Regions from separate parts of the Homo sapiens genome. Here region 2 is linked to region 1. Evidence: chromatin contacts called from ENCODE POLR2A ChIA-PET data. All regions are on one chromosome and are shown on one strand. The core of a region is the stretch at or near the end of the contact, and the rest is flanking DNA. Distances in the headings are between cores, read along the strand shown. Region 1 holds the start of PRPS2 (phosphoribosyl pyrophosphate synthetase 2). Region 2 has its middle 66 kb from the start of FAM9C.

Evidence for each region. ChIA-PET counts read pairs that join two places held with the same protein, here RNA polymerase II (POLR2A).
Region 2: POLR2A ChIA-PET joins it to region 1 with 10 read pairs in A549. The contact joins the enhancer-like site here to the promoter of PRPS2 in region 1. POLR2A ChIA-PET finds 5 or more read pairs at or near these places in 3 of 52 experiments (A549, GM12878 and T-cell).

The regions. Positions count from the first base shown.
Region 1 is chrX:12,787,532-12,795,313 of GRCh38, reverse strand. It overlaps PRPS2 (phosphoribosyl pyrophosphate synthetase 2), which reads right to left and starts at 3,902. Exons shown (of 7, transcript NM_002765.5): 1 at 3,695-3,902. The coding sequence starts at 3,816. RefSeq lists a silencer at 3,197-3,646.
Region 2 is chrX:13,106,670-13,113,960 of GRCh38, reverse strand. No RefSeq gene overlaps it. Among named protein-coding and RNA genes, the nearest start is that of FAM9C, 66 kb to the right of the region's middle. Within about 2 kb of position 3,065, at least 14 of the 41 ENCODE cell types and tissues checked have a DNase peak (open chromatin) inside an H3K27ac peak, as active enhancers do.

The sequences.
Region 1 (7,782 bases), core at 2,653-5,152:
GCCCCCTAAAGATGTCTACATCCTAATCCTTTGAATATGTGAGTTTATATGGCAAAGGGGAAGTAAATTTGCAGATAGCATTCAGGTTGCTCATCAGCTGACCTTAACATGGGGAAATTATCCTGGATTATTTAAATTGGCCCATTGTAATCATGGGGCCCTTAAAAATGCAAGAGGGAGACAGCAGAAGCAGGGTCAGAGCAACATTTTGTTGCTGACATTGAAGGTGAAGAGGCCAATAGTGAAGGAATGTGGGCTGCCTCTGGAAACCGGAAAAGGCACGGGAACAGATTCTCCCCTAGAGCCTCAGAAGAGAATACAGCCCTGCTAACCTGTGACAGACATTACCGTAACTTACAGAACTGTAAGATACCGCAGCAACAGAGACTACATGTGCTAGCACTGCCTAAAATATTTACGATTTGGCCCTTTGCAGAAAAACTTTGCCAACTCCTGGTCTTATGACGTTTATCCCACAAGATTAGATTCTTTGGCCTGTTTTTACTCAGGAACCTCAGTTCTCATATGACTAGCAGTCCAGGGGAGGACAGAGAATATCATCACCATGGCAACTTTTCCCCTAAAGCTAGTCCTGCTTCTACTCAAAAAGATGATCATGACTACCTTTATTCTAGGTCTTTAAAAAATTGTGGCTAGAAGGCAGCATCCATTTGCCATTCTGCCAGAGGATCTTTATTGACCCCCAAATAAAAACGCTGAAGAGCGTCACTGACTCAACAATAAACGGGCATGGTAACTAAAAGATAGCCACAGACTCTTAACACATTTCCCATCAAGGAGCAGGGTCTAGTCTCCCGCCCTTGAATCTGAGAGGGCTCTGTACTTGCCCAACAGCATATGACAGAAATTATGATACACCAACTTGCAAGCCCAGTCCTTAATGGACTGGTGGCTTCAATGTCCTGTCTTTTGGAACATGTGCTCTTAGAACCCAGCTTCCATGCTGTAAGGAAGCTCAAGCAGCCCCATGGAGAGGCCTACAAGAAGAGGAGCTGAGGTTCCTAACCAAGCTCCCAGGCAAAAGCTAGTAACAACTTCAGTCATGTGAGCCATCTTCAAGAACCCTCCAGCCCCAGTTAGCCGCCTCAGCTGTGACCAGCCTCAGCTGTGACCATACGCGGCAAAAACAAGCTTTCTTCACTGAGCCCTTCCCAAATTGCAGATTTGTAAGCCAAATCAACAATTACTGTTTTAAGCCATTAAGCTCTTTATTTATTACATGGTAACCGATAACCTTGTATAACTTTGCATAACCTTGTCTCACAGTATAGCTAAAGATTCTGCCAGCAGGTTAACTGACCATAGTAAAATGTTACAACAGAGACATCTAGACACCTGCTGTCCTAAGATGTCATCATGGAATTTCCATGGTCTATAGTGAAGCTGGAGCGGACCTCTCCCTGCATATCTGAAATGATTTAGGGATAAGAAGGTAAAATTGGAAGGCTCTATGTTCAGTAAAGTAGCATATAAAAAACGCAAAATGGGAGGATTGATGGCCAGGAGACAGCAAACCAGATTTCTGATCCTAGTTCAGTGACAGATTCAAGAAGGGGCCCTTACATGAACTGAATCAATTTTGTCTTCATTTTGCCCTTCAGTTTTTCCTCTCTACGATTACACAGCTAAAAGCTGGATTCCTAGCACAGTAACTGGTCCAGAGAGGGCTGTTTATAAAAATTAAGCTCTGTACTTGTACAGTTCATGGAAAAGAGAAAAGTCAGGCAGTGAACCTTTTATACTCTATACATTAAAAACATAAAATGTAGCTATATAGGCAATTCCCAAACTTCATGCTGAGTGGTTTTTGAGGTCCCACGATTTCTAATTATCAAGTGATGGTTATAAAATGCCAAAAACAAAATAAAAGTGAGTCTGCTTTATATTTGAACCAAATGTATAAACAATCATACTTCAGTGTCTGAGTGAGTTTTGCCCAGTGGCACATGTGGTATTTTTAGGAGAAACTCAACACTGACTTAGCAGTGAACTGATCTAGATTAACCATGCTCCTTAGCAAAAGATCATGCTGCACTGAGTACCTGGAAGGGCAACATATTTGCTTTCAAAATTTACTTCATCAACAAATTTCTCCTTTACTTATATGACGACACCTTCTGAACAAAAACTATTCTTCTTCTCGTGTTCTTACAGCGACTGAAACTTGAACAAGACTGGCAAAATACTGCAACACTCAAACCTAGCTCTATCCTTCTCCAGAGCCCTAGACCATCCTCTCAGACTTCTGCATTAAACACTGCAGAGTGGAATTCTTTAGCCAAAGTCCACCTGCCACTCATTCACAATGTTTCTTCGCTTATATTATCATCGGAGCCATAACTGGAATTTGCCACCTGGAAGAAGTCACGTAAGATTCACATATCCTAAAAAGCTGACTTGCCAAAATATAGCATCTTCCCCATCAGTATTAACATAACTCCTCCTTAAGAAATTTTTGCCTAACCCCAAGTCAAGATTTTCTGCTAGAAATTTTATAGTTCTAGATTTTACAATTAGGTCTATGATCCACTTCAAAGTTAATTTTTACAAATGGTGAAAAGTATGGATGGAAGTTCATATTTTTTGGCATATGGGTGTCCAACTGTTCCAACACCATTTCTAGAAAATGTTGGTAAAATTGAACCTTTGCCAAAGATATAAAAATTATCAGTAACTGTGGACAGTTAACGGTACTAGACATTGGAGGAAGAAGGGGGAAAAATGAGACCAATTTGAAATGAGTCAAGGAGCTGTGTGGACTCAGGCAGATAGACAAAGGAGCCCCCCAGGTCAGCTTCCGAGGATGGCCACCACCTGAGGCTCTCCTGGACTTGAGAAATGGGTGAAAGTTACAGTCGAATCACGGCGTTGTTGCTGGACACAGCAGAGTCCTAGAACAAGAAGGAAGCTGAAAGTCCATCATCTTTAAAGCAGCAAGAGTAGTGGGAGCAGAGGGGAGCCCAGCACGTGCGTCCTGGGGTTCTCACAGTCTTTCAAACCTTGGCACAACTGCACCCTCTGGATAACGCAGTGGTCTGCGCCCTGGCTGCTCAGGAGAAGCCAGGGAAGCTTGTAAAATCGCTGATCCTCCGCCCGTTGGATCAAACCCTTGGGGGCAGGTCGGGGGAAGCAGCGTTCGGACCGTCCCCAGGTAAACCCAGCGTGCAACCAGAGTTGGGGACGGGGGGAAACCTTTAGTCGCACGCACTGGTCTGAGGTTCAGCTTTGTAGGGACGCGGAAACTGGGACCAGCCAACCCAGGACGTCTCTCCACCGCGCGCTGACCCGATGCGGTTCCCGCCCGCTGCGCCCACTCTCTCCCCGACGGTCTGTGACCGCCCAGACGTCTCCCTTCCGGGCTGGGGACGCCAGGCCGGGCGGCACCGCTGGGAGGCCGGGAGCGGCTCGGGACCGCCGGGTCGCCGCGGTCCCAGGACCGGAGGCCCTGCAACCGGGGGCACAGCCGAGGCGCGCATCGGGACGCGCGGCGCCCCGCCTCGGTTTCTTCGCAGGCGCGGGCGCGGGGGCGCGGAGGCCGCGTTGCCACCGTCCCGCCCCGGAAGGGGGAGCGCGGCGTCCGCGGAGGTGGCCCGGGCAGGCGCCGGCCCCCAACCCGGCCCCGCAGCCGCGTGCCCAGCGCTCTCCCTAGCCCGGCCGCCGGCGCGGCCCCCACCTGGTCTCCTGGTTGCTGAACTTCTTCGTGACCACCTTGCCCAGCTCCAGGCCCAGGCGGTCGGCCACGCGCTGGGACAGGTCCTGATGCGAGCTGCCGCTGAACAGCACGATGTTGGGCATGGTGGGGCGCGGAACTCCGAGGGGCGCGCGGCGGCGGAGGAGGTGGCGGAGGCAACAGCGACAGCGACGCGGGAGGCTGCTGCTGCGGGAGCGGGAAAGCGCGGCGGCTAGATGTAGGGAAGGGGAGGAGCGGAGGGGGAGGAGCCGGAGGAGGAGCTAGAGGGGGCAGAGAGGGAGGAAGAGCGGGCGTGGAGGGGGAGCTGGAAAGTGCCGGGGGGCGGGGGCACAGCCCTGGCAGCAGTTTTGGACGCCCTGGGTGGTCCTGAAGCCCGAAGGTGTCCTTGCTCCGCGAGAGAGCTCCGAGCTTCATTCTTGATCTTCCAGACCTGCCTCGCGGGGAGAGCCAATGAACCGCGGTTAGCTGGGCACAGAGGGAGAGTTCGGGCCGGGGGGATCCCTCGAGGTGCTTCGCAGCCCGGAGCGACTTCCCACCCCGGAACACCGCAAACCCAGTGTGGGCGACTGGTGTTCAGCTATAGCAAGGGTCTGCAAACTACAGCCTATGGGCCAGATCGCGAGAGCTCCCTGTGTTTGTACCAGAGAGCTAAGCATGGTTTTCATACATGAACATTTGCACTTTATGTGATGATAGCAGACACCGCCTTTGAACTCCAATTAAGAGAAATATCCCCCCCGCAAAAGAATTCCTTTTCTCTCATTAATAGATGTGAGTTGCAAATAATTGTACTCAAATATTACCGTATTTTGGATTATATCAATAAAAACATTGTGACAATTTTTTCTCTCTTGTTATGTAAGTTCCTACGTAATATCTTCCCTTTTCTTGCTTGGTCTGCAAAATGTAAATATTGGCCATGTGGTCCCTCATAGTTCAAACTTGATGACCCCTGAACTACAGAGTTGCCCCTGCACCATGTGTCCTTAAAAAATCCAACCACTATGTGAGTCCTCATCACAGGCTGAGGGGAAGTATTGCTCTTGGTGGCTCACTGGATCAAACCAAGTCCCCCAGATTCACCATTTTTCGGTAGATGTGATGGTCCTTGGGGCACTTCACAACCTTCTGCCTGTTGGGTGCTCAAGGGCCTGATCCCAGGAACACAGATCTCCCTAGACAATCCAGCTCAGTCCCTCCACATCCCTGGAGTCAGGGCCTCCTTCCTCTCTTTCCTGCTAGAAACCAGCAAAAAGGTTTTCTCAAGATGCCAATGCAGTACCAGAGCCAACTTCAGGGCACAAACCAAGTGTAGGAGAAAGGAAAGCAGTCCCTGTCTATAGAGGGCTGGTTGGTGATGCTGGTCACAGTTTCACACTCCTCAACAAAGGCTGATTCAACCGGGTAGATAAATGGCTTGGTTTTACTAATGTTTGCCACGAATTGGCTCTCCATCAACAGCAAAGCCCACTTGCAATTGGGTTGTAGCCTACTCTAATCAGACTTCATAATGGGATTTGGGAGATTACAGGGATGATTCGCATCATTGGGATTTTTCATCTGGGTCCTTGTACTTTGCAAGGAGATTACTTGGCACATCGAGTGTTTCTTGTAAACTTTTGTATCTGCCAGCCTATCAAAAAGTTATTCAAACTGACAATTTTAGCAGCATTTCTGGCCCTTTTTCATTCCGCCTAGAGATGCATATGTGCCCTATTATGTGAGAAAACAAACAAAAACCCCTATCTGCAATGGTTTATTATCTATGTATTTCACAGCTAATTACCATAGCAATGAGATTTATACTTGACCCACTATGTTTAAAATTTTTATTGAGTCTGCTAATGTAGTTATATTTAAACTCTTCTAATAAAATTTACTATCAGCAAATTACTATAATTTTTATATTCTTAATATTTCTCTCATAGATAAAATTGACTAATAATGGTTTCTTCTAAATATATAGATGCTCTTCTCAAAGGGAAAGTGGCATCCTCTTAGCATGATGGGGCTGTGGTTCTTTGGTAACACAGAACCAAAGCTGATGGACTATAAAACAGTAAAAGTTAAAGCCCCTGGTCTTTGGGTGGGTAAATGGCTGCAGATTTGGAAGCTCGGATTGAATTGTGACAAACCATGGACTTGATAGCACCAAGGAGAAACAATATCTCAGTTGGGGCAACTAATACAATGATTGTTGGTTCAATAGTTTGATGAGTTACTCTGCTTAAATGCTAAATGTAAACAAGGTGAAATGTGCCATTGGGGTTGATGAGAATACTAATGGGAATCATTGAAAAATCATCATGAGTCACAGACTGTTCAGAAAGCTGTCACTTGTAAATGAGCAGCTACAGATAATTTTATTTAAGTGTGAAAACTTTCTCTCCCAAATGCCTTTATCCTTGATCCATAGGAGCCAGGTTGTGGGAAACATTGGTCTAGAGCAGGTTTCTGAACCTCAGCACAGCTGATATTTAGGCTGGGTAATTCTTTGTTGTGGGACTGTCCTGTGCATTGCAGATTGTTTAGCAGCCTCCCTTGCCTCTACCCACTAGATGCCAGTAGCACCTATCCACCACTGTGACAACCAAAAGTGTCCCCAGACATTGCCAAATGTCCTACAAGGAGCAAAATCACCACAGGTTGAGAATCACTAGTTTGAAAGAACCCCTGGCCCTTCTCTCCTCCATGTGGGCCTTTCTTCATGGTTGTTTGGGCTTCCTTACGGCATGGCTGCAAGGTTCCAAGGAGTGTTCCAAGAAGATAAGTCTCAATGAGCAAGTGCTTATCAAACCTCTGTTTTTAACTTGCTTGCTAATGTCTCATTGACCAAAGCAAGTTACATGGCCAAGACCAGCTGTCAACATGGTATGGGACAACTGGAGGGCATGAGTACTGTCCACCAACTGTCTACCACAGTGCACTTCTTGAACAACATTTGAAGTTGGGGAGCCTCTGGAAAAATGGAACACTTGTTCAAAGACCCAAGACTTAGAAGAGAAAAAGAACATATACTCTGTGCATATGTGATCTGGGTCTCAGACCGTTTATAAAATATACATTATCTTAAGATAAAATGTTAGTGGAAAAAATTAAAATGATGAGATATTTTCTATTGTTGATTTCTATCTTCATTGACTCATGGATAGAGATTAACGGTAAAACAATGATTTGAATTTATGAACAGTTTCACGTCTTCTATTTCCCACATCATCTAGCCAAGTTCTTTGTATATAGTAAGAAGTCTAAGTATTTGCTGAGTGAATTTATCCCTGACTATTTTAGGGCTGAGAAACGGAAGAAATTTCCCCAAGTCACATGGCTAGTTGAAAGCAGCAAAGGAATTAGAATGTGGATCTTCTAGTCCAGTCCTTTTCTCTCTAGAATGGTACCATCCAAAAGAAATGTAATGATTGTTTCCTATATGTTTCTATGAAAAAATTTTAAACTTTTTAAAAAGAAATATAATGCAAGCCACATATGTAATTTACACTTTAGTAGCTGTATTTTAAAAGAATATAAAAAACAAGTGAAGGTAATTTTAATAATACACTTTAATCCAATATCCAAAATATTATCATTCCAACATGTAATCAACATAAAACATATTAATGAGCTACTTTGCATCTTTTTGTGTCAAGCCTTCAAAATCCAATATAGATTTTACGCTTACAGCACATCTTAATTTGGACTTGCCATATCTGAAGTGCTCATCAGCCACATGTGGCTGATAGTTGCTGTATTAGAACAAGAAGTTCTAGAACACTAGTTCCTAAGAGCAATGCCAAGACACTCTGACATAACCTTTTTCTTGTATGTTTTTATTAGGGGTGTGGCAAATAATTTATAACTTATTATGAAATGCTAACATTTATAAGCAATGTACTTTAAAAATAAGTTAAAATAGATTCAACTTTAATTCTCTATTAATAACATTTTCACTCAGAATCAAGTAATTTTTCTGATTTTTATTTCTAGAACTTTACCTTTTACTTCTGTTGTTTAAAGAAAAATCCAAAAACCGAGATGAAAATAGAGTGAACACCGATATACCCACCACCTAGATT
Region 2 (7,291 bases), core at 1,816-4,315, 320 kb before region 1:
AGTATAAACTCTGCTAACATTTAGTGTCCTTTCTTCCAATCTCATTCCCCAGTGTGTGTGTTTTTTGTTTTGTTTTGTTTTTAGTAAATACAGGTGTCTTGCTATGTTGCCCAGGCTGCCACAGTGGTCTTGAATTCCTGGGCTTAAGCAATTTACCTCAGCCTCCCAAAGTGCTGGGATTACAGGCGGGAGTCACCACACCTGGCCTATGTGTGTTTTTTAAACAATTGAGACCATTTTGTATATGTTGCTTCTTATCCTTTTCTTTCCTCATTTGGTAATACTATATTGCTGTTTAAGAACTGTTTGAGGAGTCTGATGACATATGTAGAAAGGGAATAGGAGATTAACCACGAGGACAAGCTGGTATTGGTGACTGGAAGTCAGGAGTGACCATTGCCTGGCATCTCAGAGCCCCCAGGAGTGCCCACACCTCAGGGCACACAAATGAATGGATTTATATCAGAGAAGTTTCAGCCACACTCACCAACCAACCCCCAGGTCCTCTTTCACTGGCATCCTAATCCAGGTTGCTTCATAGAAGTCAGCTCACAGCCACACATTTCCCCCTTAAACTTTTTTTGAACTTGAACTTCCAGTATAATTAGAGTCAAACCATCCCAGCAGCATAAGAGGAATGCTTGGAAGAATGGATAAAGATCCACTTGGCATATTTATAATTTTTCAAACCTTCCACAAGGATGGTGGCAGACATTTTCTTAAGTGGTAGAGATGTCAGAAATTTTATTTTTAAAACGCCTTAACTCTGACTGGGCGCAATGACTCATGCCTATAATCCCAGCATTTCGGGATTCCAAGGTGGGCTGATCACCTGAGGTCAGGAGTTCGAGACCAGCCTGGTTAACGTGGTGAAACCCCGTCTCTACTAAAAATACAAAAATTAGCCAGGTGTGGCGGGCGCCTGTAATCCCAGCTACTCAGGAGGCTGAGGCAGGAGAATCACTTGAACCCGGGAGGCAGAGGTTGTAGTGAGCCGAGATCACGCCACTGCACTCCAGCCTGGACGACAAAGCAAGACTCCATCTCAAAAAAAAAAAGAAAATAAAAAAAAGCCTTAACTCACTGTTCTCATTTTGTTCCCATTTTATAGTTTATAATTAATGGAAAGTATGAGGTATCAACCAAATCTGCTCAAACATAGCCATGCATAAGCAAATCCTTTTTATGTTTAATAACTGAAAATGATTCATCAAATTTTATTAGATGGTGCAAATGCTTAGGTCACTTAGAGCTTCAAATGGCTCCAAAATTTTCTCCCACTCTTCCCCCACCAACTTTTTTTTGCCAGTTGTATATTTAGTAAGCATGCCATACTGAGTGTGGATTGGAGACACTTTTTCCTGTAAGATTTTTGCCCTGTATAACGGAACAATTACAAGGGAGATGATTTGATATATAATAATTTATTATGATAAAATATTTTGCCCAAGGATTAATTTTTTGGGGAGCAGTGGGCATGGAACAAAGCTGCAAGGACATGAAAAGGATCATCTGTTCACTTTTTTAAGAAATAAAACTAACACAGTTGAGCACCTACCATTTCCAATTTCAACTCCTTTAATCTTCACAGAGCTATAAGATAGATCTCATTATTACACCCAATTTAAAGATGGTAAAACTGAGGTATGAAGAGGTTAAATAATTTAGCCACAGTAGAAAGAGGCAGAGTTAGGATTCAAGACCAAGTTGTCCAGTTCTATAAACTCTGCCTCTAACCACTATTCTTACTTGCTTACAGATGCTTCAGCTATAAAAGGTCTTCAAAGGGTCTCTGTCTGCTTTGCTCATCCAGCAACCACTCAAGAAATACTTATGAAGCACTTATTGTGTGCCAGGCATTATACCTGACCCTGGGACCCTGGGAACATAATGATCAATATACTGTCATGTAATACCTTCCCTCAAGGAGTACATTCCATTGGGGTAGACAGTTAAGTAAAAAAGCAATTATAATACCACTTTAACTTCCAACAGAATCCAGTTCAAGCCATTCTAGTCAGATCAAAAGCAGCACTGTTTTTTAAACTTGGGAAATAAATTAGATATGCAAAGATACAGGCTTTCCTCCATAGAGTATACCTGACTACCTGGCACATCATGAATTAATTGACCCCTGAAGGCAAGCTAGGTAAGTGCCCTTGGGGCCTTTTGTGTTGCAGGAAGGATTATGTGAAAACCATTTTTATGTGTCAATTATACATTTTAAAAAACTAAAACAAAACAACAACAACAAAAAACCCACAAAAAGCCAACCTGGGATTTGCACCATGGAGAATGAGAGTGGAGGAAAACAATATTAGAGAGTCTCCCTCCCACAAAACTCAACAAAATCATAGACGATAGGTAAGCCAGTCCCTGCTATTTCTACCTAAGTCTTTTTTTTTTTTTTTTTTTTTTTTTTTTTAACTCAGGCCATGAGCTGTAAAGGGGAATCAGGGATGTGGACAGATGTTAACTCAGGCCATGAGCTGTAAAGGGGAATCAGGGATGTGGACAGATGTTATAAGATGCTTCTAAGAAACTCTTTATTAAAAATTCCAAATATGTTATATTTTTCACCATCACCAAACACTTCCCTTCACTATTCTTTCCCTATGAGAGCAAGTCCTTCCATTTTTGGTATCCAATTTGGCTCTTCCTGAAATAGGTTACACCCCAAGTTGCTGCGCGATGCCAAATTGTTGATTGTAGTTTACGGTGTCTCCTTGAAACATGCCATATAATTACATAATCACATCACAGCTAATCTGGTTTATTGGAAGGCCTCTGGATAGGACTGTTTGGCTAATCATTGTCCTGGAAAATCTGTCTCCTAGGATACTTCTCATACCCACTTGTAGCAAGGAACAAATACAGAGGTGGCCAGCTCTTCCACCCAGACGTTCACCCTTGGTCTTTTGTAGATTGTTGTAACTAAGGAAAGGCTAGGGAAAGGGTGCTCTTGGCAGGATTTCTTTAAAGACGTCACCATTGAGCAATTGCTAAAGATTACTCAGAGCCAGCAGATGGAGCAGATAAGAAGGCCTTGATGAGGTTTTTGGCCAGTTGTGATTCCACCCTGAATTTAAGACATGTTTCCTCTGATCTTAGGAAAAACCCAGAACCTCTACTCCCTGCTGATACTGGAAAGGGGAGGGCAGGATTTTGGCTTATCACGAACTCATTTATTTTTCCTTTAGCCCATAAAGCCTGATCTTTCCTGCAATCAAAACATGATGGAAAAGCCTAGCAGGCTATTGCAAAAGTATTATGTTTTCTTTATAGTTCATCTCTTGGGATTGCATTTTACTCTTGATTTTACCAGGCCCTTCCAAGCACGGGCGGAGGGGCGGGGGTGGGGGGAGCATCGTTCAGTTCTACTTGAAGGCATAAGAACTGAAACCTCCCCACTTTTTCTTGGAGAGTAGAAGGAATGTGTTTGCTATTTGTTCTTACTTGAGCTCAGTTTCCTGCAATGACTTTTTGAAGTCTTCTATCAGGCTAACAATAGGAGACACAGTAAATTCATTTGTAAAAATTCTGTCTGACTTTGGTCTGTCGTCTGTGTTTTTAAATACACTTCAGTTATTCTATTACTATTCTGTTTAGTATCCACCCACATTTGGAACGCTTCCACCTTGAGTGGTAGACATATCTTTTTTTATTCCCATTTTAGAATTTGTTTTTAGAATTTACAACTTGTTTTTTAGGATACAGGATGGGCATAGATAGATACCATCACTTCTTAATAGAGTTTACATAATTTTCGAGGCCCAGTGCAAAATAACAATGTGAGGCCTCCTGTTCAAAAATTATTAAGATTTTCAAACCAGTCACAGCAGATCATTAAGCCCAGCACCAGGTCCTTCTGAGCACGGGGCCCTTCTCAGTGCAGGGCTCTTCTAAGCACAGGGCCTTATGTGATGGCGTAAGTTGCACACCCATGAAGCCAGCCCTGATTCTTGATTAGTCACAGGCAATGGGAAGGTTACCCAGGCCCTGTGTTTTCCCTCATCCACTTTCCTGCTTGCTGACTTAAGACAAATCTCTGGCCCTTTAGAAACTGCTACGTTGAGTTATATAACGAAAATAATGAAAATAAATGATATAAAATGAAATGTATTCATTTGAATACCTGGTAGAACTAAAGGCATTCAGTGGGGTGATAGGTAGAGATATTAAATAGAGAAACTTCTCCATTATCTGATTATTTTATTTGTTCTTATTGTGAAATAGTGTGATAGAATGGGAGAAAAGAAAAACCACAGCCGGGTACGGTGGCTCAAGCCTGTAATCCCAGCACTTTGGGAGGCTGAGGTGGGTGGATCACAAGGTCAGGAGTTCGAGACCAGTCTGGCCAATATGGTGAAACCCTGTGTCTACTAAAAATACAAAAATCAGCTGGGGGTGGTGGCGGGCGCCTGTAGTCCCAGCTACTCGGGAGGCTGAGGCACGAGAATCACTTGAACCCAGGAGGTGGAGGTTGCAGTGAGCTGAGATCGTGCCACTACACTCCAGCCTGGGTGACAGAGCAAGACTCCATCTCAAAAAAAAAAAAAGAAAAGAAAAGAAAAAAGAAAAACCACTAAAATGAAACTCAGATCCTCAAAAAGTTAAACATGGAATTACCATATGACACAGCAATTCCACACCTAGCTCTATACCCAAAAGAATTGAAAACAAGGACTCAAACAGTTACTTGGCTGATGGTTCTGCAGGCTTTATAGGAAGCATGGCTGGGTGGCCTCAGGAAACTTACAATCATGGCAGAAGGCAAAGGGGAAGCTGGCACATCTTCATATGGTGGATCAGGACAGAGAGCCAAGGGGGAAGTGCTACATACTTTTAAACAACCAGATCTCGTGAAAACTCACTCACTGTCATGAGAACAGTAAGGCGGGAGGTCTGCCCCCTGATCCAATCACCTCCCACCAGTTTCCTCCCCCAACACTGGGGATTACAATTCAATATGAGATTTGAGTGGAGACAGAGAGCCAAACCATATCAGATACTAAAATAAATAATAGAATCAATTCGAAACCACACTTCAATTCACTCTTCTCAACTCAGATAATGCAGAGAAAGTAAGTGCACTGAGTAATCAGTAACAGGGAATACACCTTCTTGGAAACAATGGATGTTTTTCACCCACTGTGACAAAAGTAAACTTCAACAGCTTCCCAAATATTAAAAGAAAACAGGGCTATTCTGTACCCATAGTAAATTAAAGTAGAAAATAATTACAAAAAGAGGGAAAAAAAACCCACCACTGAGATTTAAAAGAAAATTCTCCTTTTAAGTACATTTGTGTTGAAATGAAAATATTAACTAAAATACTAGAATGTCTAGAAAATAATAACGAAAATAATACATGTCAAAACGTGTGGAATATGGCTGTTCTATACCTTTAAGCTATGAATTTAAACACTTACTTTACTAAAAATTTTAGTTAATTAGTTAATTGCACATTTAGCGCAAGAATTTATAAAAAGAAACATAAAATTAACCTAAGAAAAGAGAAGAAAGAAATTAATAAATGTAAAAGCAGAAACCAATAAATTAGAAAACAGGAAAACCAGAGAACTAAGAAACAGAAGAGCTGGCTCTTTTTAAAAGTAATAAAATAAAACAAGGTGCTAGCTAGCCCCATCAAGACAAATGGGGAAGGTACAGAATTAAGAATGAAAATAGATAATTAAGCAAAGAGAAATTTTTTTAATTGTTATTTACCATAATTTCACGCAAATAAATTTTAAAATTTCAATGAAGTGAATGTTTTCCTAAGAGAAAATGTTTACCCTAATTGAGTCAAGAAGAGATAGAAAATAAAAATAGTAAATGCAGAAATGGGAAGATTTAAATATAGGAAATAAAATATAAAGGCCTAGAAAGTAATTTGAGTGATTTTATTTTTAAATTAATTCCATTGTTTTATTGTGATAAAATACACGTAACATAAAATTTACAGTTTTAACAATTTTTAAGTGTACAATTCAGTGGCATTAAATCTATTCACGGCACTATTCATCTCCAGAATTTTTCATCATACCCAACAGAAACTCTCAGGCCGGGCGCGGTGGCTTACACCAGCACTTTGGGAGACTGAAGCGGGCAAATCACTTGAGGTCAGAGTTCAGGACCAGCCTAGTCAACATAGCGAAACCCCATCTCTATTAAAAATACAAAGATTAGCCAGATGTGGTGGCATGCACCTGTAATCTCAGCTACTCTGGAGGGTGAGACATGAGAATCACTTGAACCCAGGAGGCAGAAGTTGCGGTGAGCTGAGATCCTGCCACTGCACTCTAGCTTGGGCAACAGAGCGAGACTCTGCCTCAAAAAAATAAAAATAAAAAAAGAAACTCTGACCCCATTAAACACCAATTCCCCATTCCCCTACTCCTTAGCCCCAGGCAACCATTATTCTACTTTTTGTCTCTATAAATTTTCCTATTCAAGGAACTTCATACAAGTGGAATTGTAAAATATTTGTCAGGAGTGTCTGGCTTCTTTCACTCAGCATAATGTTTTTGAGGTTCATCCATATTGTAGCATGATCAGTACTTTCTTCCTTTGTAAGGCTTAACAATTAACAATATCCCATTGTGTATATAGACCACATTTTATCCATTCATCTGTTGGTGGACATTTGGATTATTTCTACCTTTTGCACATTGTGAACAGTGCTGCTATGAAGATTGGTGTGTAAGTGTCTGTTTGAGTTCCTGTTTTCAATTTTTTAAGGCATGTGCCTAAAAGTGGAATTGCTGGATCATATGGTAATTCTATGGAGTGAATGTATTTTTAATCTTGGTGAAAAAAACAGCCTTCTAGGCCAGAGATAAAATCCAGAAGCCATAAAGAGAATTATTTATAAACCTAACTACATAAAAAATATAAACTTCTTTATTTCAGAAAACGTTATTTCTAAACCGAAAGACTGGAGCAAATACTGCAACAGATATGACAGTGAGCTCACACAAATCATTAAGAACAGATGGATAATCCAATAGAAAACAGGCAAGCAGGAAGTTTCTGGAAGGGAAGGGAGGGGAAAAAAACGGCCAGTGAACTCATTCTGACTTATAATTTAAGAATCAAAAATCTTGGGAGGCTGAGGCAGGAGGATCACTTGAGCTCAGGAGTTTGAGACCAGTCTGGGGGAACATAGTGAGATGCTGTCTCTACAAAAAAAAAAAAAAAAAAGCTGGGCATGGTGGTGTGTTCCTGTGGTCCCAGCTCCTCAGGAGGCTGAGGTGGGAGGGTCGCTTAAGCCTGGGAGGTCGAGGCT